Regions from separate parts of the Homo sapiens genome. Here region 1 is linked to region 2. Evidence: read pairs that join two places in POLR2A ChIA-PET (ENCODE). Cell type or tissue: GM12878. All regions are shown on one strand. Each heading gives the region's core, and the rest is flanking DNA. Links, peaks and the distances in the headings are about the cores only. Region 1 holds the start of HOXC6 (homeobox C6). Region 2 overlaps CBX5 (chromobox 5).

The links. Peaks named below come from ENCODE experiments on the same cell type or tissue, not always from the same donor. Only the 100,000 strongest peaks of a DNase experiment are listed, where the experiment ranks them.
Region 1: POLR2A ChIA-PET joins it to region 2 with 5 read pairs; 5 of 35 experiments call an interaction of 5 or more read pairs at or near these places.

What each region holds. Positions count from the first base shown.
Region 1 is chr12:54,020,722-54,030,568 of GRCh38, reverse strand. It overlaps HOXC6 (homeobox C6), which reads right to left and starts at 2,129. Exons shown (of 2, transcript NM_004503.4): 1 at 1,648-2,129; 2 at 1-914. The coding sequence starts at 2,047. The coding sequence ends at 607. It also overlaps a transcript of HOXC4 not described here and a transcript of HOXC5 not described here. RefSeq lists enhancers at 8,631-8,840, 8,908-9,847. In GM12878, for the core only: no CTCF peak of the experiment used is centred there; no DNase peak of the experiment used is centred there; H3K4me3 peaks cover 497 bases.
Region 2 is chr12:54,253,581-54,263,427 of GRCh38, reverse strand. It overlaps CBX5 (chromobox 5), which reads left to right. Exons shown (of 5, transcript NM_012117.3): 2 at 5,736-5,914. The coding sequence starts at 5,778. SCAT2 (S-phase cancer associated transcript 2) reads right to left here and starts at 813. Exons shown (of 2, transcript NR_157844.1): 1 at 491-813. It also overlaps the pseudogene RN7SL390P. RefSeq lists enhancers at 3,941-4,110, 6,304-6,965. In GM12878, for the core only: no CTCF peak of the experiment used is centred there; a DNase peak (open chromatin) is centred at 3,717; H3K4me3 peaks cover 1,335 bases; H3K27ac peaks cover 2,262 bases.

The DNA.
Region 1 (9,847 bases), core at 401-2,900, 230 kb after region 2:
TCACACAGAAACGGTCACAGTTTGTAAAATGCCATAATGACCCCCAGGATTCTTTAAATACAATTTGCCTGGGCTGGGCATTTGCTGGGGCAGAGGGGCTAGGCAGGGACTGCGGGGAGGCCCTGGGGGTTGGTGTGGGGCCAAGGCGCGCCCTCCTTGGGCCTCCGGCCCTCCCCGGCTGCCAGGCCGGGCCCTGAGGCCCTGGAGCAGAGGCCCCAGCAGGCCCAGGAGCCGGCTCTCTGCACGGGGGGCGGGGGTGGGGGCGTCGAAGGAGTGGGGGAGCCAAGTCCTCACTTGGAGGGCAATCTGTAGAGTCTGAGTTCAGGGTCCGAGCCCCCAAGGCCTGGACGGGGAAAAGGGCCTGTAGACAAGCCGAGAACGAGCTAGCAAGGGAGCGAGGAGGAGGAGGCGCGTGGTGAAAGAGAGTTGTGCGGTGAGGGAGGGGGTCCAGAGCTGACTTTCAGGTCCACGTTTGACTCCCTAATTTTGTTTTAGGGAATCAAAACACATCAATTGTGCCAGTGATAAATACAGAGTGTGTGATTAGGGGAGAGTTGGTGGGGAGCGAGGGAGAAAGGGAGAGAGGGGTGGCAGGGACAGTCCTGGTCACTCTTTCTGCTTCTCCTCTTCTGTCTCTTCCCGCTTTTCCTCTTTTCCGCCCAGGCTGTCGGCGGTGGCCCCTCCGCCGCCCCCCGAGAGAGTGGATGTGAGATTAGATTCTTTTTTCCACTTCATCCGGCGGTTCTGGAACCAGATTTTGATCTGTCGCTCGGTCAGGCAAAGCGCGTTGGCGATCTCGATGCGCCGGCGCCGCGTTAGGTAGCGATTGAAGTGAAATTCCTTCTCCAGTTCCAGGGTCTGGTACCGCGAGTAGATCTGGCGGCCGCGCCTCCGGTCCGCTCCGTAGCCGACCCCTAAAGATCCGGGCACAAAACACACTAAAAGCAATCAGCAAAGCGTCCTCTGCAGACTGTTTCGCCTAGCAAAGTCCTGACCCTCCCAACCTGGCCAGCAGCTCACAGCCTCCTTAGGGCTCTAGCCTTCTCCCTTTTGCCTTGCCCCACCCCCACTGGGGGTACAGCGAGGACCCCAACTTCAGACCTCCTATAAGGTGGGACCTGTGTGTCCCAAAGAAAGGTGTGTGGTGGGGGGGGGGGCGGGGGGGCGGGGCAAAAGGCAAACAGAAAGCTGCAAGTCTAAAAGCAGATTTTTGAAAAATCCCAGATAATGGGGATGAGGGCCCCCTTTCTCAAGGACTGGGCTCCCCCATCTCCCCAAGCATCCTAGTTCCTTGGAAACTTCTCCCCACTTATCTGCCTCTCCTCTCCCCCTCCCTTCTCCTCAGACTGACTCCACTTTGGGGGGCTCCCCTATCTTCTGCTCCCTCCCCTCATCCCCTGCCCTGTTCCTGCCCCCTCAGCCCGCCTTGGGGCCCTCCAATCCGTCAGGGGCCAAGGGGGCCAGGCCCCTGCAAGCGAGCGAGAGGCGAGCTGAGGGGGCAGAAGAGGGGGCCCTGTCTCGGTGAGGAGACGAGCGTGATTGTTTTTATGGGGCCATAAAAAACTCTCTCCGCCCGTTCTTCTAGGGAAGCCGGTCATAAAGCCAGTTCAGTTTATTTAATTTATATCTCGGAGCTGTAAAACTCACCACTGTGCGAATTCATTCGCTGCATCCAGGGGTAAATCTGGATACTGGCTTTCTGGTCCTGGGGCGCAGTCCTGCCCTGCTCAGAACTAAAATCCTGAGCGATTGAGGTCTGTGTGTTATGTCCTAAGGTGTTTTGTCTGCAGTTTGAGAGCATGTCTTTCTCCTGGTAAAAGGAATTAGATCCATAGTCATACGGCCCCCGGCTGGAACTGAACACGACATTCTCCTGTGGCGAATAAAAGGGAGTCGAGTAGATCCGGTTCTGGGCAACGGCCGCTCCATAGGTCGAGAAATGCCTCACTGGATCATAGGCGGTGGAATTGAGGGCGACGTTGGGGAGGACGTCCTGGCCCCCGGCGAGGTGGCAGGATAAGGAAGGGTTAGTGAAGTAGGAATTCATCCCTTTGCCTTTACCTGGTCGGTCTATGATTTCTTTAATATTTATTTCTGTCTCCAGTTTGTACTCGGAACTAGATGGTTATAGGGACGGCTCCAATCCAGGACAGACAAAATGACAAAGTCAGCTGACCCCCTCCCAGCCAATCGCAAGCCAGATGTCAGGAAGGGGGAAAAAAATCGCTTCTGCTTCTGTTGATTCCCTAGTTGAGACTAAGTGTGTGCTTTGAAAGTAAGACTTGGATTTCTTTTAAAAAATATATATATATATATATATATGTAAGGGAACTGGTTTGGTGGTGAAGGAGGGGTGCATGTCCCTGAGCAGGGCCTTGGGACTCAGGGAAGGAGAGCTGTACTACCAGGAAATCTCTCAGCCCCAGCTAACTTTGCTGTGCTGTGGCCAGAGCCAGGGCTAGAGAAACCCCTGTATTTTCAATCTGGTTTCATGTTTTATATCTGCCCCCTTCTAAAATTACATCCTGATTTCTCCAAGGGAAGAACTCCCTCCCAGCACAGGAGGGGGGTCCCTAGAAATCCTGCAGGAAATCCTGTTTTGACACTCCATGGAGTGAGTCCCATCACTAAACTAGTATTTTTTTCACCAATAATTAAAAAAAAATCAAAAGTAGAAAGAAATTTCATAAAACCTGTTCCCCTGAGTAAGTAGAGTGTGGCTGAGAGTCTTGAATGTAGTAGGGATGTGGGGAACAACTAGGTCTAAAGGGGCAAGACTTCAGGGTACAGTGGCAGAGCTGGAGTGGGCAAATGGGCCACGCATCTGCTCTCCTTTGCCTCCTGGCTCCCTTCTGCCTCCTTCTCAGGACCCCTCTGTTGGGAAAACTCTTCCAGCATTTTTGCCTAAAAGGGAAAATGTATAAAAAATGCAATAGAAAAAGGAGAAAAAGAAGTAAAATGTAGGGAGGTGGCACCGGAGGGGGAAAGACAGAGAGAAAGAGAGAGAGAGGAAGAACGAAAACTCTGAGAATCTTTCTAGAGACATCAACTCCTGTTTATGTTGGTGAGAATTTATTATTTGGAGCCAGTGAGGGCCTGTGGGGTAATTCACATAGGATCCAGCCAGAAAGAGAAGGCTGGTGGGGCTCTGATGGACAGTTAGCTTCCTGCAGGCTCAAGCCCCTGCCTTGGTCAGAAGCCCCCCTGCCCCCTCCAGACTCAGGGCACCGCCAGTGGAGGCGCCCCTGGACCTGAGCTATGAGGCTTGGAGACTTCAGAAAGGGGTTCTAAGGAGCTCTCACCCAAGTGCCAGTCACCCGTGGTGGGGATGGGCCTCTCAGCAACCTCAACGCCCATTTTATTCCCCCATCTTGGGGCTAAAAAAAGGGAAGAGACGGTTACGAAAAGGCAGCTGAATCCGAGGCTTGTGAGGGAGCCGCAGTAGGCGAACTGAAACAGCGGAAAGTGTGCAGATGGGGGTTTTCTCCTGATTAGTCCAAACTTAATTTGATATCGTGATATAGGCTGAAAATGCCTTGAGTTGACAAAGAAGGGTGGTGGGGAGTGTGCGGGGAGCAGAGAAAGCTCATATCCCCCCCCCCCCACCATTTTTGGGTGGGTTGGGGGGGGGGAAAGCTGGCTATAACAAGAACCCGGATGTCGCCGGATTTTATGATCTTTTCCTTCTGTGTAACAAAGCGGAGTAATCAATGGGTAGCAATAAAGCCATAAACGGGACTATGCTGAGAAAAAACTCGTTTATTCATCTTCTGTAACGTTAAGGTTTCCCTGGAGTGTCGCTAGGGGGGAAAAATAAAGTTTCGAACCCAAAAGCAGACAGTGTGCAGGAGCTGGTGGAGACAACATGTTAGTTAATACATGAACCTCGTTAGGGGGTTGAAGAGTCTTCCTGCCAGACAATTTGTGTTGGTTTTAGAAAATACAGCCCCAATCCTCCAGAAAGGACAGAAATTTGTCGGTATTTGGAAGGGAAGGGGAAAGACTCCTATAATTATAAAGGTTCCTCCTTCTAGATCACACTTTCTTCTCCCCAAGGAAATGAAGGGGAAAGGGTAGAGGAGGATTTTTAAATTAAGAAAAAAAATTTTAGATGAGTTATCTCATTTTTGGGGTGACTTGGCAGGTACACAAACATAGACACCAATGTGAGTTGCTTTTTGCCCTAGAATCCAGCTGTCCTCGAATTCATGGCATGCCTGAGCAGAGGTTTCCAACAGCTGGCTGAGGCTTCAGGCCCCCTGGAGGGCAAGAGGTGGGGGAGAGACAACAAGGCAGGAGTACTCTGGGGACTGAGCTAGGGAACAAGTCAGTGCACCCCTGGACACAAGTAGCCTCTCTCAGAGTTCCCAGCCTCCTTTCTGCCCTAAGGGTAGTGGTGTAACAAGTAGAAGAGGCCGGAAGAGAGAGTAACTCTGTCCCCCCCTCCAATTTCAGAGAGAGATTGCTAGAGGGATAAATCATGTCAGTGATATTTCCTTCAAGATATTAAATTGTTGCAATGTACAACAAATTGAATGATGGAAGATAGGATGTCTTAATGAGGTTTCACTTTCAATGAGTGTTGATTTTCTATGTATTTAAAAATCTCTTTTATGTCTGGGTGGGGGAGGGAAGGACCTTGGAAGAAAGAAGGGGCTTCTGGGGCAGCATGGACTACAGCCCCCAGCAAGGATGCCTAGGTTTCCTTGAGCCCCTCCTCAACCATGTCTGGAGAGGAAAGGGGCCCCAAAGTTGGGGAGATTCTCTATTGGGGCCTAAAGTCGGTGGGCTCAGGGAGGTTGGCGACCTGAGAGGCAGAATGTGAGCCTCAGCCCCAGAAAGTTAAGTGTTTTATGACGTCCCTAAACAGAGGGCAGAGACTGAAAGGTCTCGCCGATTTATAATGAACAGAAACCAGCTGCTGGGTGAAAAAGGCAGAAATGCTGGAAGGGGGAGAGAAGGGGAAACAGAAATACAAATAAATTCCTCCACTGCTTAAAGACCTTTGGCAAAATTAATTTTCAACACCTCCCCCCCCCCCAATTACCTTTCATTCCTGAGGAAAGAAGAAGCCCTCTTCTTTCTCTTAGATCTTTAATTATGCAGCTGAAATTTGCTGAAAGGATTCGCTCCAAGGGGGGAGAGCAGGTCAGATGAGCCCGATCTTCCCTACATTGGATTATATTTTCTTTTTCCCATTTCATGTTAATTTTATTTTTTTGGCAAAAGAATGGCTGTCTATAGGGGGAAAGCTGGGACTTAGATTTTTCTAAATATATTTATATTTTCCTGTTAAATTTGTCTGAAAACAATTATGGAAACTCATCAGCAGAAGCAAGAACAGATGTTTTATTAAAACTGCAGTTGTGCTCTGTAAATATGCACAAGTCTTGGGAAGGAGGGGAGAGAACTTGTTCTTTGTTTCTATAAAACGAGCCTAAAGAAATCAGAGAACACTACCCCCCAACCCCATCAGGCTTGCAGGTCTCCTTGCTACTGCTCTGGCCCCTTAGCCTCCCAAATCAGGCATTCGGAAGGGGCTTGGTGTCAAGAGCAGATTTTCACTTTCAGAGAAGCTTTAATTAGTGGATTCAAAAACAGAATTCAAAAAACACAGAAAAAGAATACAAGGGAAAAATTGCCACTTGCTTCTCCAGTCCTCTCCAATGCAAAACACATGCTTTTGATAGCGCTAATTATAGGAGAGAAATTTACTGCCTGCGCCTTGGACCTGAGTGGGGTGCAGTCACTGGCCTGGAGTCCCCAAGGATAAGGGTGGCATTGCAGCCTGGGCACTTGGGGATTTCCCTAGGCAAGTTAAATGCTACCACTCCAGCCTTACTCCCCTTTAGGCCAGGGAAAGGCTGGGGGCATGTGAGCTCTGAACTGGGGAAAGGGTGGGTGGGACTGGACCCAGCCTGAAGAAGTTCGTGGGCAGGCCTCACCTTGCTGGCCTTTGCTTTCCACTCAGCTCTGGGAAATATATTAATTTCCTGGGGAGGGATATTTGAAGTGAGAGGGATGAGATCTGGAATTTTTATTTGGGGACAATATTTTCCAGAGGTCCTCCTTAGTTGTGTTCTCCCTGTCTCCTCTCTCTCCCCAGATCCCCTAACTCTGCGCGGATGTTTGTAACTCACCAACCCTCGCACACAGATACACATACTCCATTCCTGACTGCCGCGCTGCAACTACAGCTCGGTGCCTCCTGAGGCTGCTCGGGGACCCAAGCACTGGAGCCTCAGGACTCAGTGCTCAGCCTCAGCGCCTGGCCTGGGTGCTCAGCTGCCTGGACGCGACCGCAGCTGCCCGACCCTGCCCCCACCACCCCCAAGTCTCACTTTTCTGAGCAAGAGAAGAACGGTTGCCCCGCTGGCCCCTTTTGTGCCACTGGGCGAGGGCTAAAATCCCTCTTACGGAGAAAGCCGAGTTTCAGTAATTGCTCAGCTCCCCTCATAATCACACTATTTGGTTAAGGCTTTGCTGTTCTGGAGCGACTGCTCAGTTGGCCCGATTGGTCTATGATTAGACTTTTTTATTTAGAAATTAAAAAATAAATTCTACTCCAAATGCCTGGTGTTTTGTGTATAAATAAGCTCCTTTGATCTCCATGGAACTCCTAGTCAAAGGATCAGATCGCAAAGAGCCTCCTGGTCTGCCAGAGAACCTGAATGCAGGGAATGCTGTTTGGGAACACCAAAGCATGGCTCACCTAAGGGGCTTCCAGTTTCCCATAGATATGATGGGGGAAGCTGTCTGAGCACATACCTGCCCCCGCTACACACACCGCATTCCAAAAAGGTACACTCCTCCTTTCAAAGTTTAGGCATGGAGAGAAGTGAAATTTGACACACCTAACACAGAAATGGATATCATTTGGGGGTGCTAATATTTTGGGGACAGGGCCCGGGCTGACCAGTTGAAGGGAGCTGGGGATCAGCAGGGAGGGGGAAAGGAGGAAGAGGGCAGATTGGGCATGTTAAGCTGCTGAGAACTGCCCCCAAACACCTCCAAGGCCTGCGCTGGTGATTCCTCTTTTGAGCTAAGAGGTTGAGAGGCTACCCGAGCTGCTTTTGCTTTATTACAATTAAACGGAGAAGAAAGGTATATGGAAGGGCTCTGCTAACTCATGTCACATTTCCTCTCCTCCCTCTCTCTTTCCAGATTTCTGCCTGACCTTTCCTTACCAGCACTTCACTTATTGCTGCTACCATCAGCAGATACAAACTCTCACATTGGCATTTGTTTGGCTTCTCAATTCACTTCTCTGACTTAAGGTTAAAACGTAAAATAGGTCCCAAACATCTCTACCCCATCACGCTCAGCCCTGAGCCCCCTTCCAGCTCCATCTGGAAAAAATCATTTCTGGCTTTTTGGGGGCTGGTGCCCAAGCCTCCCACCTCTATTCCAAGCAGCTGAGTATTAGCTGAGGAGGGGGCTTGGGGAGAGCCTGGGGACACAGCTCTCTGTGATCTGGGAATGGGGAGAGAGCTTAGATGCCTAGGGACACTTGAGGGGGGCAAAGCAAGTGGCCCTGCTTGGCCCAGGAGAAAAATTAAAATGCAGAATATCCAGAATATTTTCAGCCCCCAGAATAGGGCCTCAAGAGGATGTCACATGAGGAAGAAGCCGCAATAGGGGGTGTGCTGCTCTGCACTGGGTCAAAGGATCCCCAGCCTCCTGGCTTCTTCTATACCCCTCCACATGAAGCACTGCTTGGACCCATTTGAGAGGTTCATGAGAATTATAAAATTCAAGAACTCGGTATTATGACATCACAGTGAGTTGTCATATAGAAATTGTAAATGTCCTACCAGTTATACATGGCAGGAGTTTTGTGTGTGGGTTCCTGCCCTCCTTTCATGTTTTTTCCTTTCCCCCTCTTTCTCCCCCTGGTCTAACCTCTCCTGCTTGAAAATAAAATGTTGTTATGTTCTGGAACAATATGCCAACAATAAAACAGCATCCTCATTTCCCTATAAATAATTTTATCCTTTATTGTTTGCAGATCTGAAAGAACCATTTAATCTGTGCTGGCAAAAAGAGAGAGAGAGAGACTGGGAGGGGAAAATTAATTTCAGAAATGAGAATATTACTTACTTCAATGATACTCTTTTAAATTTAATAGCTAGCAGCAAAATTAAAGGCCAAAAGCCAACTATCTGACTCTACACCTGGCAGGATTGGAGACATATAGGATCTTTAGCAAAGGGGCAATTTAATTTTGTAGGATTTGCTTAAATTCACTGCAATTTTGGGGGGCTGAGGAGAGGGAGTGTGGGAGAAGAATGACATGCTATATCTAGCTTTATGAATCCACCAACATTACCCTGATTTAAAACCCAACAACCTGTGTCTCAGGGAAACTCCTGCAGAAAGGAGTGGGGTAGTGGGGGACTGGGTTGATGGGGGTGGGCTCAACTTTCTCAATGAGTGTGGCCCCCTTAACCAAGTGGTCACCAGGGGAAGGAAGAAAAGCCTAGGCAAGGGAAGGGCTGCTCAGAAGTCTGTCCACCACAGGGACACCCAGAGGTTTATGGTGTCCCCATAATTCCCCTGACCCTATAAACAGCTGCCCTGTTTTAAGACTATTTCTGCTTCCTCCCCTCCGAAAGGGAGAATGCAGGAGCTTGTGAGGGCAGGAGGGGGTTGCTGGAAAGGGGAGGGAGTCCGGGGATAGCACAGCACTTTGTTCTCCTGGGCGAGTTCGCTGGTTTGGCGGGTTTCTGACGCAGGGTGGCAGCAGACAAAACAAGTAAACAACTCACAGACACAATAAACAGGAGCGGCTGCGGCGCCGTGGCAGAGGCCGTGGGCTGGGCGAGGGGCACAATCCTGGAGTAATGTCACCCCAGTGCCTGGGGTGACCAAGGCCCAGAAAGCCTAAGGCTGCCCTCCTTGAAGGGCGGGAGGAAGGTGGAAGAAAGCTGCACACCTCTTGGTGCAGCCTGTCTGGACAAGAGTCTTGGGAGGAACCCGATCACCTAGAGAGAGTAGCGGAAAACCCCTCCAGCCCCGCTCTGGTCCCTGCTTTCTTTTATGGGGTTTTCCACTGACATTGATATTTCCCCTCTGCTCTGTCTTTTTGTGTCTCTGGAAGGGAAAAAGGCTGGGAAAGGAGGCCCATCAATTCTCAGCCTTGGTAGCCCATACTCAGTGCTCCAGGCCACAGGCAGCGGGTCCAGCGTCCTCTCCCGTGCTGCCCGGACCAGCCGTCTCCCTGACCAGGTCTTGTCCTGGCTCAGATAGCGACGAGGATTAAAACGCAGTTCATCCAGTAACCAGATCTGGGTATTTGGGGGACCTTAGAGAACTCCCAATCTGCCGCCACGGATGCAGGCAAATCGGGCTGGGGCGGGGTGAGCGGCCGGCTGGGGCAAGCAGGGGGAGAAACAGATATTCACTGCATCCCTACCCCTTTTGGCTTGCCTTTTCCACAAGCTTCTCCAAGCACCCTGGCCAGCAGCTGCCCCAGATCACTGTCCAGAGGCCACCTTATTAACCACTCTGATCCCTTCATCGCTCCAGTGAGGCTTCCAGCGCCAGGGCCCTGACTACTCCGAACTGCTTGCAGCCCCACCATGCCCGTGAAAAGAATCCCGCAGAACTCAATTTCAAGACAACTGGTCTCCCTTGTAAAATAATTTCTAAGTTGGGAGAGTTTGCCAGGAGGTGTGGAGAGAAAGCAGAAGGGATTTAGTATTTCCCCAGTCCAGCTGCTTGGGCAACAAAAGCAATAAGGTCTGAGAAAGCCTTTATGGCATCCATTGGTTACTGGAACCCGCATACTCCGATTCCAGTGAGCACATATTTCCAGCAGAGCATGCACAGAGGGCCTGCTCAGTGC
Region 2 (9,847 bases), core at 2,465-4,964:
AGCTTGCTTGTGATGCCCTCTCTGTAATTGCTGAGGACTGATAAGTTTTTTGTTTGGTTTTTTTTTGAGACGGAGTTTTGCCCTTGTTGTCCAGGCTGGAGTGCAATGGCTTGATCTCGGCTCACTGCAACCTCCATCTTCTGGGTTCAAGTGATTCTCCTGCCTCAGCCTCCCAAGTAGCTGAGATAACAGGTGCCTGCCACCACACCTGGCTAATTTTTGTATTTTTAGTAGAGACAGGGTTTCACCATGTTGGCCAGGTTGGTCTGGAACTCCTGACCTCAGGAGATCTGCCCGCCTCGGCCTACCAAAGTGCTGGGATTACAGGCGTGAGCCACCGCGCCCAGCCTCTTTTCTCATCTCAATGGGCCTTAGGTGCTGTAATCTATAGTTATTGGTAGCTTTACCAGATAGTTCCTATGTATATTTAAGAGAGAAGGCTGAGAGCTGTTATGCCTGAAAGACTCCAGAAATTTGAGAAGCTACTCACCCTTTCCCTTGGAGATTTCCACAAGGATAAGGTTGTGTTCAGAGGCTCATCTTCTTTTCCTCTGTCATGGTATTGGGATTCTATCTTAATCACTCCATCATCCTGCCAGCCATGTCTCATTTCTCATGCTGGAAAGCTCCCTCCTCCTAAGCTCAGTGTGAACCACCAGTCTTGATGCTTTATCTGGTCTAGGCTCTAGCCCTTAAATTGTTTGACTGGCTTTGTGTTTCATTTGACCCTAATACTCCGGGTCACACTGTCTAAAAGAGAATTATGTCCCCTCCGATGTCTGAGTGCATTTCTCATTTCTTACTGCTGCTCCTGAGCAGATCTGTAACTTCAAGGTTAAGATAAGACACATTCCATCAGAACTATGTCGTCATCCTTGCCAGCTTCTGATCTGTGACTGTCTAGGAGATTTACAAGACAATTGCATGCCATCCTTTAAAGAATATTATGGTTGTACTCTGACTCCTGGCATCAGGCCCAATTCGATTTGTCAGTGGTTACAAAACCCATTTCCCAAAAAGAAAAGGACCTCGGCCCATGTGCCCTTTAGGCAGTTCTTAAGGGTGGAAAGGAGGGAATTGAACTCAATCTTTATTTTCTGATGTTTTGTGGGGAGGGGTGGACACCAGAATATTTTTGTCTCTTTCCTCATTAAATTCACTTTTCTTTCTCTGAAAGGTTTCACCAAAATGTTAGTATTGCTGTCATTCTCTCCTGTTCCTTATTCCTTCACAGAGTTACTATTAGTCTTTTCATTCTGCCATCTTTAAAGTTTGTCTGAGTTTTAAGGAATAAGTATTTTGCCCTTGAGAGAGAACGTACCTACCCTGTTCTCTGAAGGTTTATTCGTTTTCCAGTGCCTAGTTAACAAAGACACTGTTCCTCTTTTTCTTGCTATCTACTAATGTGTTGAGCTGCAGGAGTTACTGCATGTGATATGGTTTACTAGCTTAGGAATTTGGAAGGTCACATATTTTCTTCTGCTGTTGTATTCAGCCCTGACATATTTTTACAGAAGGTTCTTTTTGGGGGACTTAATAGATCTTTGGTTTCAACATAAACTCACTTTTTCCCTCGGAGGTACGTAGGGCAGGTAGTACAGATTTATTTAGCCCGTTTAAATGATGCCGGGGTTAGATGGAAAATTTATTTACTCAGGATAACACATGGCAAGTTAATCAGAGTCAGGATCCTATTTAAATGTTTGTTATTGTTTTTATATCCCTTAATTATGAAAAGTTAAAAGGTAAGAGTTGAAAAATGCCGTTTTTAATTGGAGGTTTGCTGATGGTCCATTCAAATCTGAGGAAATCTTTTGTAATTAAAAAATTTCTGGCCGGGTGCAGTGTCTCATGCCTGTAATCCCAGCACTTTGGGAGGCCCAGGTGGGCGGATCACAAGATGAGGAAATCGAGACCATCCTGGCCAACATGATGAAACCCCATCTCTGCTAAAAATACAAAAATTAGCTGGGCGTGGTGGCACATGCCTGTAATCCCAGCTACTTGGGAGGCTGAGGCAGGAGAATCCCTTGAACCAGGGAGTTGGAGGTTGCAGTAAGCCGAGATGGCGCCACAGCACTCTAGCCTGGTGACAGAGCGAGACTCCGTCTCAAAAAAAAAAAAGAAAAAAGAAAAAAATTTCTACTTTGGTCTTACACCCTATGGTTTCTTCTGTTTGACAGTCGTAATAGTCACCATTGTGCTTCTTCTCAACTGAGTTCTTTTTTTTTTTTTTTTGAGACGGTTTCGCTCTTGTTGCTCAGGCTGGAGTGCAGTGGCGCAGTCTCGGCTCACTGCAACCTCTGCCTCCCAGGTTCAAGCGATTCTCCTGCCTTAGCCTCCCAAGTAGCTGGGATTACAGGCAAGTGCTACTATGTCTGGCTAATTTTTGCATTTTTAGTAGAGATGGGGCGTCACCATGTTGGTCAGGCTGGTCTCGAACTCCTGACCTCAGGTAATCCACCTGCCTCGGCTTCCCAAAGTGCTGGGATTACAGGTGTGAGCCACTGTTCCTGGCTCAACTGAGTTCTTTGCTTTTGATTGTCCCTTTTTCTTACTCTCCTATGGCAGCCACTTCTGGCTTTAAAGTTCCCACATCTATAAAGCAGAGTAGAGTTTTGGAGCTCTCTAAAATGTTCTTTAGAGCCAGAAGAATGGAAAACTTACAGTATTTCAAGTCTCTATATATCTTTTTTATTTATCCTAGTACTCCTTTTCTCAAGTATTGAGACATACTGATACAGAGAGTTGTATATTAATAATGTATCAGGTGATGAATAATTATTTAAAAATCTGTTTTATAACATTATAGAGCAACCTATAAGTGGTTTAAATTTATCAACCATTAGGTTGTGGCAGAACTGCTCTCCTCTTTTTTTTTTTTAAGCTTCTTAGGAATTTTTTTCCACCTAAATTCATTTTGTTTTATTTTTTCGAGACAGTCTCACTCTTGTCGCCCAGGCTGGAGTGCAGTGGTGCGATCTAGGCTCACTGCAACCTCTGCCTCCTGGGTTCAAGCGATTTCTCCTCCCTCAGCCCCCTGAGGAGCTGGGACTATATGCGCCTGCCACCACACCTGGCTAATTTTTTTGTATTTTTAGTAGAGACGGGGTTTCACCACGTTGGTCAGGCTAGTCTTGAGCACGTGACCTCAAATGATTGCCCCGTCCCGGCCTCCCAAAGTTCTGGGATTACAGGCATGAGCCACTGCACCTGGCCCTCCACCTCTAATTTTAGTTAAAAGGGGTTTTTTTTTTTTTTTTTTTTGGTTGTTGTTTTGGTAGTGCTTCATGTCTTTGGATTTTGTCTCTAGTAATCCCCCCAAAGAAGGAAAGTTATATAGTGTCTTTAAAATACTTCCCCTCCCCTGTTTCCTGTTATTTTTCCCCTCAAGCAATTTTAATTAACTGTTCTGTGACAGACGGTAAAATGGGATTGCCCAAAGTGCTCTGGTGGGCTGGATTAAGTGATGGGTGGTTTGTACTGATCGTGTTGTAGAAGGATCGAGCCTTTCCCCTCCCCCTTCAGTTGAGCTGTAATCTTGTTAGATGATCTTAAAATGTTATTGATTAATTCACAGTGCTGTTAGAGGAATAAGCATAAATACTGGATTTAAAACCTAAGAAGTAATTCCCTTAAGCTCTGAATGCCTTAGCCTTGAGGCCAAGAGAGGTACCTTCCAATTTCTCCACCCAGTCTTCACTGAAAAGGAAAGTTAAGCCTTTTAACTTTTCCATTTGCTTCTCCCCCTTAGTGTAGTACTGCTGCCAGTTGCTATGGCAACGGACTGGGACAGCTGCGCAGTGGCGCCCAGGCAGCTGGGTGGGGGCAGGGGAGCTGCCAGCCCGCCAAGACCCAGACCTGGGAGGGGAGGCCCCTCCTGTTAGCCCAGAGGGAAAGAAAGAACTGGGGCGATCCGGTAGGTAAAGGAGGGAACCCCCATTCATTTTCTACCTTTGGGGCTCCTCTTCTGCATGAAGGTATAAAGGGAGATTTTCCTTGTCTCTCCCTCAAAATGAAGAACACATGTAAATCCTTGTTTTTCCTGGTGAGGCAGGGGAGGCCATAGCCACAATGCTTAACTGCATGCATCTAACATGGGGCTGGTTTTAACCCCAGCGCTCTGACCTAAACTGCTCAGCTCCCGGAAATTCCAAGGTGAGTGGTGGTGGGGGTGGGGTACTCTCCCTGGAATATGACATTTCCTGTCTCTGGTGAGGTTGGAGGCTGTTTTATTTTAAATAAAGCACATAAGATATTTTCTTGAAGCTTAGGACTCTTCTAAATTCATGGAAAAATTATTTTAACCCCCCCGCACCTACATTTTGCTACTACTTCCTCTTCCAAATAGAGTATTTTAATAAAAACTTAGTCTTATAGGGCAGTAATGGGTATAGGCAGTTTTTTAGGTGGGCAGACCTATAGCTAATAAGTTCTGGAGATATGGTCTCCAACTATATATTCTTGTAATAATTTTTAAAATTTTGCTAATTTGAAGTGAATTGATAATTGCCACTTTTTATGTGACTTGAACATCATTCTGAGGTTAGTAGTGGGCCCTCCCTGACCCAGTGGTTTTCTGGTCAGGGTGGAAATATTTAGAGGGTGCTGATAAACATCTTTAAAGATTACAGGAAAATAATAATGGAGTTCAGCTAAGAAAACAATTTCTGCTACTCTGTAATCCAGACTGTAGGCACCATTTAGCATGGTTAAGGAAGAATTCTTAAAAATGATTATGGAACAACAACATGGGAATTTTTAAAACTAGATTCTCTGTTGAGTACCCCCTGGTGTGCATATTTCTGAGCTTAACTCAATTTCCATTTGTGTTTCCTTGCTTCAGCTTTCCTTGGGCCTATGAATGGTTCCTCTGTATTTTGAGGAGGCTTCATGTTGATGCTGAGTCTGGGGCCAGACTTCTTTTTCCTCCTCCTCTTCCTTTGGCCCTGAGTCAACTTCAGTTAAGAGGGAGAGGTACCTTCTTAACTATTTGGGTTAGTTGCATCTTGGGAATTACTGAATAATCTAGTGACTAATTTTGAATTTTAGGACTGAAAAATTTTTTCTCCTTTCTGCCTCCCTCCCATCCCCAAATTAGCTTTCTAAAAAGGAAGATTAGTGTGTTTGAGATGTCAGCCTTGCTTTTGTGAGCTGATGGATGCTCTGAAGGGACAAGCTCAATTTGTTTAAGGGAAATGTACCAAGTCACTGAAAATGTGGTGAAAGGTGCCTAAGCAAGCCTTTTTTGTGTGCTGCTAAGAGACTGGGCAAGATGCTCAGAGCACAGAAAACTCATATTTTAGTGGCTTTTCTTTTTTCATTTTTATAAAGACGCTTATTCACCTTGGAGAAAAAGGTTTTAATTTTATCTTGGTTCATTTAACTAAAGATTTTGCACATTTCTGTTTGAGTTCCTGGCTTGTAAACAGTTACAAACATAGCCAGGAATAACATACCACACTACTTGTCTTTTGGAATCTGAAATAGAAGAGTTAAACAGTTGTGCCTTCTAATAATTTTGGTCTCTTTAGCCGAAGAGGAGGTTGTAGTTGAGGAAGTGAAGACTGATTCATTTTTAAATTAAACTCTTAGGACTCATCTGTAGAATGATTTGAGACTCAAGAGCAGGGCACATGGCAACTCAGTGTTATCCCCTTTTCATCCCATCAAGAAAAGACAAAGTTTTTAACTCCTCACATGGATTCTAACCATTTTGTCCTTTGCCTTTGCAGGGACCTGGTGGCCTTAGTCTTTCAGGTGGAACGGTGTGCGACATGGGAAAGAAAACCAAGCGGACAGCTGACAGTTCTTCTTCAGAGGATGAGGAGGAGTATGTTGTGGAGAAGGTGCTAGACAGGCGCGTGGTTAAGGGACAAGTGGAATATCTACTGAAGTGGAAAGGCTTTTCTGAGTAAGTTCCTTTTTTCCCCCAGGCGTTGGGACTCTGTAGAGATAGATACCTTTGGTTTACTTCCTTAGGAATCACAAGCATTTTTGTCTTTTTCTTCCCCCTCCTGCACTCTTCCTAAGAGTTAGAAGACACAGCAGTAAAGAAAACAAAATCTCTCCGCTTGTGGAGCTTACGTTCTAATGATACTGCTTTTGAAAGGCAGTATAATGAATTGGTTAGGAGCACAGACTCGAGAGTCAGATTGCTTGGGTCTAGATTCTAACTCCACCACTTATGATACAAACTGGATGGCCTTGGCTAATTTCCTTAATCATTTTATCTCCTCAGTGAAATAAGGATAAGCAGTAGTGCTTATAAGGCCAGGCGTGGTGGCTTGCACTCTAATCTCAGCACTTTGGGAGGCTGAGGCGGGTGGATCACCTGAGGTCAGGAGTTTGAGACCAGCCTGGCCAACATGGTGAAACTCCATCTACTAAAAATAAAAAAATTAAGTGTGGTGGCAGGTCCCTGTAATCCCAGCTACTCCAGAGGCTGAGGTAGGAGAATCACTTGAACCTAGGAGGCGGAGGTTGCAGTGAGCCAAGATTGCGCCACTGCACTCCAGCCTGGGTGACTGTGTTTTTAGTAGAGGCAGGGTTTTGTCATGTTACTCAGGCTGGTCTCGAACTTCCAGGCTCAAGTGAGCCACCTGCCTTGGCCTCCCAAAGTGCTGGGATTACAGCCGTGAGCCACCGTGCCTGGCTGTGAAATTAATTTTAATAATATTTTATTTAACCTAATACGTGAAAAATACTATTTCAGCGTTAATCAGTACAAAAGTTATTAATGAAATTTGTGTGTGTGTGTGTGCTAAGACTTGAAAATCTGGGATGTATTTTATACTTTATAGTGCATCTCCATTCAAACTAGCTGCATTTCAAATAGGCACATGTGGCTAGTGGTTACCATATTGGATGGCACAGCTCCTGCAGTCTAGGACCTAAATACACTAAAAGATACAGTGGTTTACCAATACTTTTGGATAAAGGCTATGTGTCAAGAACCTTTGAAACATACTGGAGGTTATTTCATTACATGACTCAAGGTTTCTCATCTGGAGAATTATTGGCGTTGTAGGTGGGATCATTCATGCATTGCAGGATGCTTAGCATCTCTAGCACCCAGAGTGCAAGTATGGGTAGCACAACAATCAGAAGATGCCCTCTGTTTGTAGAGAGGAGTGGTATCACAGCTTCCACTAGAGATGAGAACTGTTAAAGTTTGAGAGACCTCTAGAGCACTAACAGATAGGAACTAAAGTAACACCAGAAGATTTTGAAGATGTTTATTGGGCCCATTTCCACTGGAAATATTTGGGTGTTTGAAAGATACTTGAAACTCTTTCTCTGTCATTGAGCTACTGGTACCTTACCATAGATGAAAGGGGAAAAGGTAAGGTTTGGGGTAGACAAAGTAAACATTGGTCCTTTTTCAGAAATGCCCTGGATTTCATAAAAGACTGGAACAAATCAGCATTGTCTATAACTAAATGCCTACTTTGTGCTAGACAGTGATCAAATTCTACCTCTTGTGCTCTCTTCGATTCTCACAAAAGCATTTAGAGTCCAGGCATGGTGGTATGTACCCGTGGTCCCAGCTACTAGGGAGGTTGAAGTGGGAGGATTGCTTGAGTCCAGGAGTTTTGGGCTGTAGTGCACTAAACCGATCAGGTGTCTGCATTAAGTTTGGCATCAATATAGTGACCTCCCAGGAGTGAGGGACCACCAGGTTGCCTAAGTAGGAGTGAACCAGAGCAGGTCAGAACTCCCATTTTGAGCATTAGTAGGATCGTACCTGTGAATAGCCACTGCACTCCTGTCTGGTTAACATAGCAAGACCCTTGCCTCTTTCAAAACTTTAATTCTTTTTTTAATTTAAATTTTTACATATTTTTATCTTTTTTTTTTTTTTTTTTTGAGACAGAGTCTCTCACTATCGCCCACGCTGGAGCTCAGTGGCGCGATCTCAGCTCACTGCAACCTCCGCCTCCCGGGTTCAAGCGATTCTCCTGCCTCAGCCTCCCGAGTAGCTGGGATTACAGGTGCCTGCCACCACGCCCAGCTAACTTTTTGTATTTTTAGTAGAGACAGCATTTCACCATGTTGGCCAGGCTGGTCTCGAACTCCTGACCTTGTGATTCGCCCACCTCAGCCTCCCAAAGTGTTGGGATTACAGGCGTGAGCCACCACGCCCTGCTTTTTTATCTTCAAAATAGAGACAGGGTCTCACTGTGTTACCCAGGCTGGTCTCGCTCTCTTGGGTTCAAGCGATCTGCCTGCCTTGGCCTCTTGAAGTGCTGGGATTATAGGTGTGAATCACTATTCCTGGCCAACCCAGGCTCTTTTTAAATCATACTATGTTGTCTTTTGGGTGGAAACTGAAGTAGAAGCAGCAGTACCAAAGTGTTAGGAAAAGGGATAATCGCATTATAGGACTGGCTTTTCTAGCTATCAACAGATTCTTCCCAACCCCCAAGTGTATTCGGCTTGTGTAATAGTCTTGGTACACCTTTTGATATTGGTATGTTAATTTCCTCTGGGATGGTAAACTATATGGTCTGTGGGTTTTGGGGAAAGTTACTGTGTGAGGAATTTTTTTTCTTGACTTCTTTTCTTTTTTTGAGACAAGAGTTTTGCTCTTATTGCCCAGGCTGGTGTGCAATGGCGTGATCTTGGCTCACTGCAACCTCCTTCTCCCGGGTTCAAACGATTCTCCTGCCTCAGCCTCCTGAGTAGATGGGATTACAGGCGCCCGCCACCACGCCCTTCTAAATTTTGTATTTTTATTAGAGATGGGGTTTCACTGTGTTGGCCAGGATGGTCTCGACCTCCTGACCTCAGGTGATCCACCTGCTTCTGCTTCCCAAAGTGCTGGGATTAGAGACTTGAGCCACCGTGCCCGGCCGAGGAATTTTTTTTCTGCTGAGAGAAGGGATATAAAGGAGAAACTTTCCCATATTAGCTCAAATGATTTAGAAATAAATTTTGTCTCAATATTATGTTCCTTTTGTAGAAAGTTGTTTAGGTCAAGAGTAAATAGCTCAGATTTTTCCGTCTTTCTGCTTTCTACTTGAGTCAGGTTATTATGGCATGTGTTCAAATCATTCCCATCTAAATAAACCTTTTTTTTTTTTTTTTTTTTTTGAGATGGAGTTTCACTCTTGTTGCCCAGGCTGGAGTGCAATAGCTCGAACTCAGCTCACCACAACCTCCTGCCTCCCGGGTTCAAGTGATCCTCCCTCCTCAGCCTCCTGAGTAGCTAGGATTACAGGCAGGTGCCACCATGCCCGACTGCTTCAGCCTCCCAAAGTACTGGGATTACACGCATGAGCCACCGTGCCTGGCTGAATTTTGGGTTTTTAAATAGCTTTATCGAGGTATTATTTAAACACCATAACATTCACCCATTGAAATTGTACAATTCAGGCTAGATGCGGTGGCTCACATCCATAATTCCAGCACTTTGAGTGGCCGAAGCAGGCGGATCACTTGAGGTCAGGAGTTCGAGACCAGCCTGGCCAACATGGTGAAACCCCGTCTCTACTAAAAATACAAAAATTGGTGGCGCATGCCTGTAATCCTAGTTACCGGGGAGGCTGAGGCCGAAGAATGGCTTGAACCCAGGAGACAGGTTGCAGCGAGCCGATATCACACCACTGCACTCCAGCCTGCAAGACAGAGTGAGACTCCATCTCAAAAAAAAAAAAAATTGTACAATTCAGTGATTTTTTTTTTTTTTTTTTTTTTTGAGATGGTATCTCACTCTGTTACCCAGGTGGGAGTGCAGTGGTGCAATCACGGTTCACTGCAGCCTCAACCTTCTGGGCTCAAGGGATCCTCTCATTTCAGCCTCCCAAGTAGCTAGGACTACAGGTGCAAGCCACCATGCCTGAGT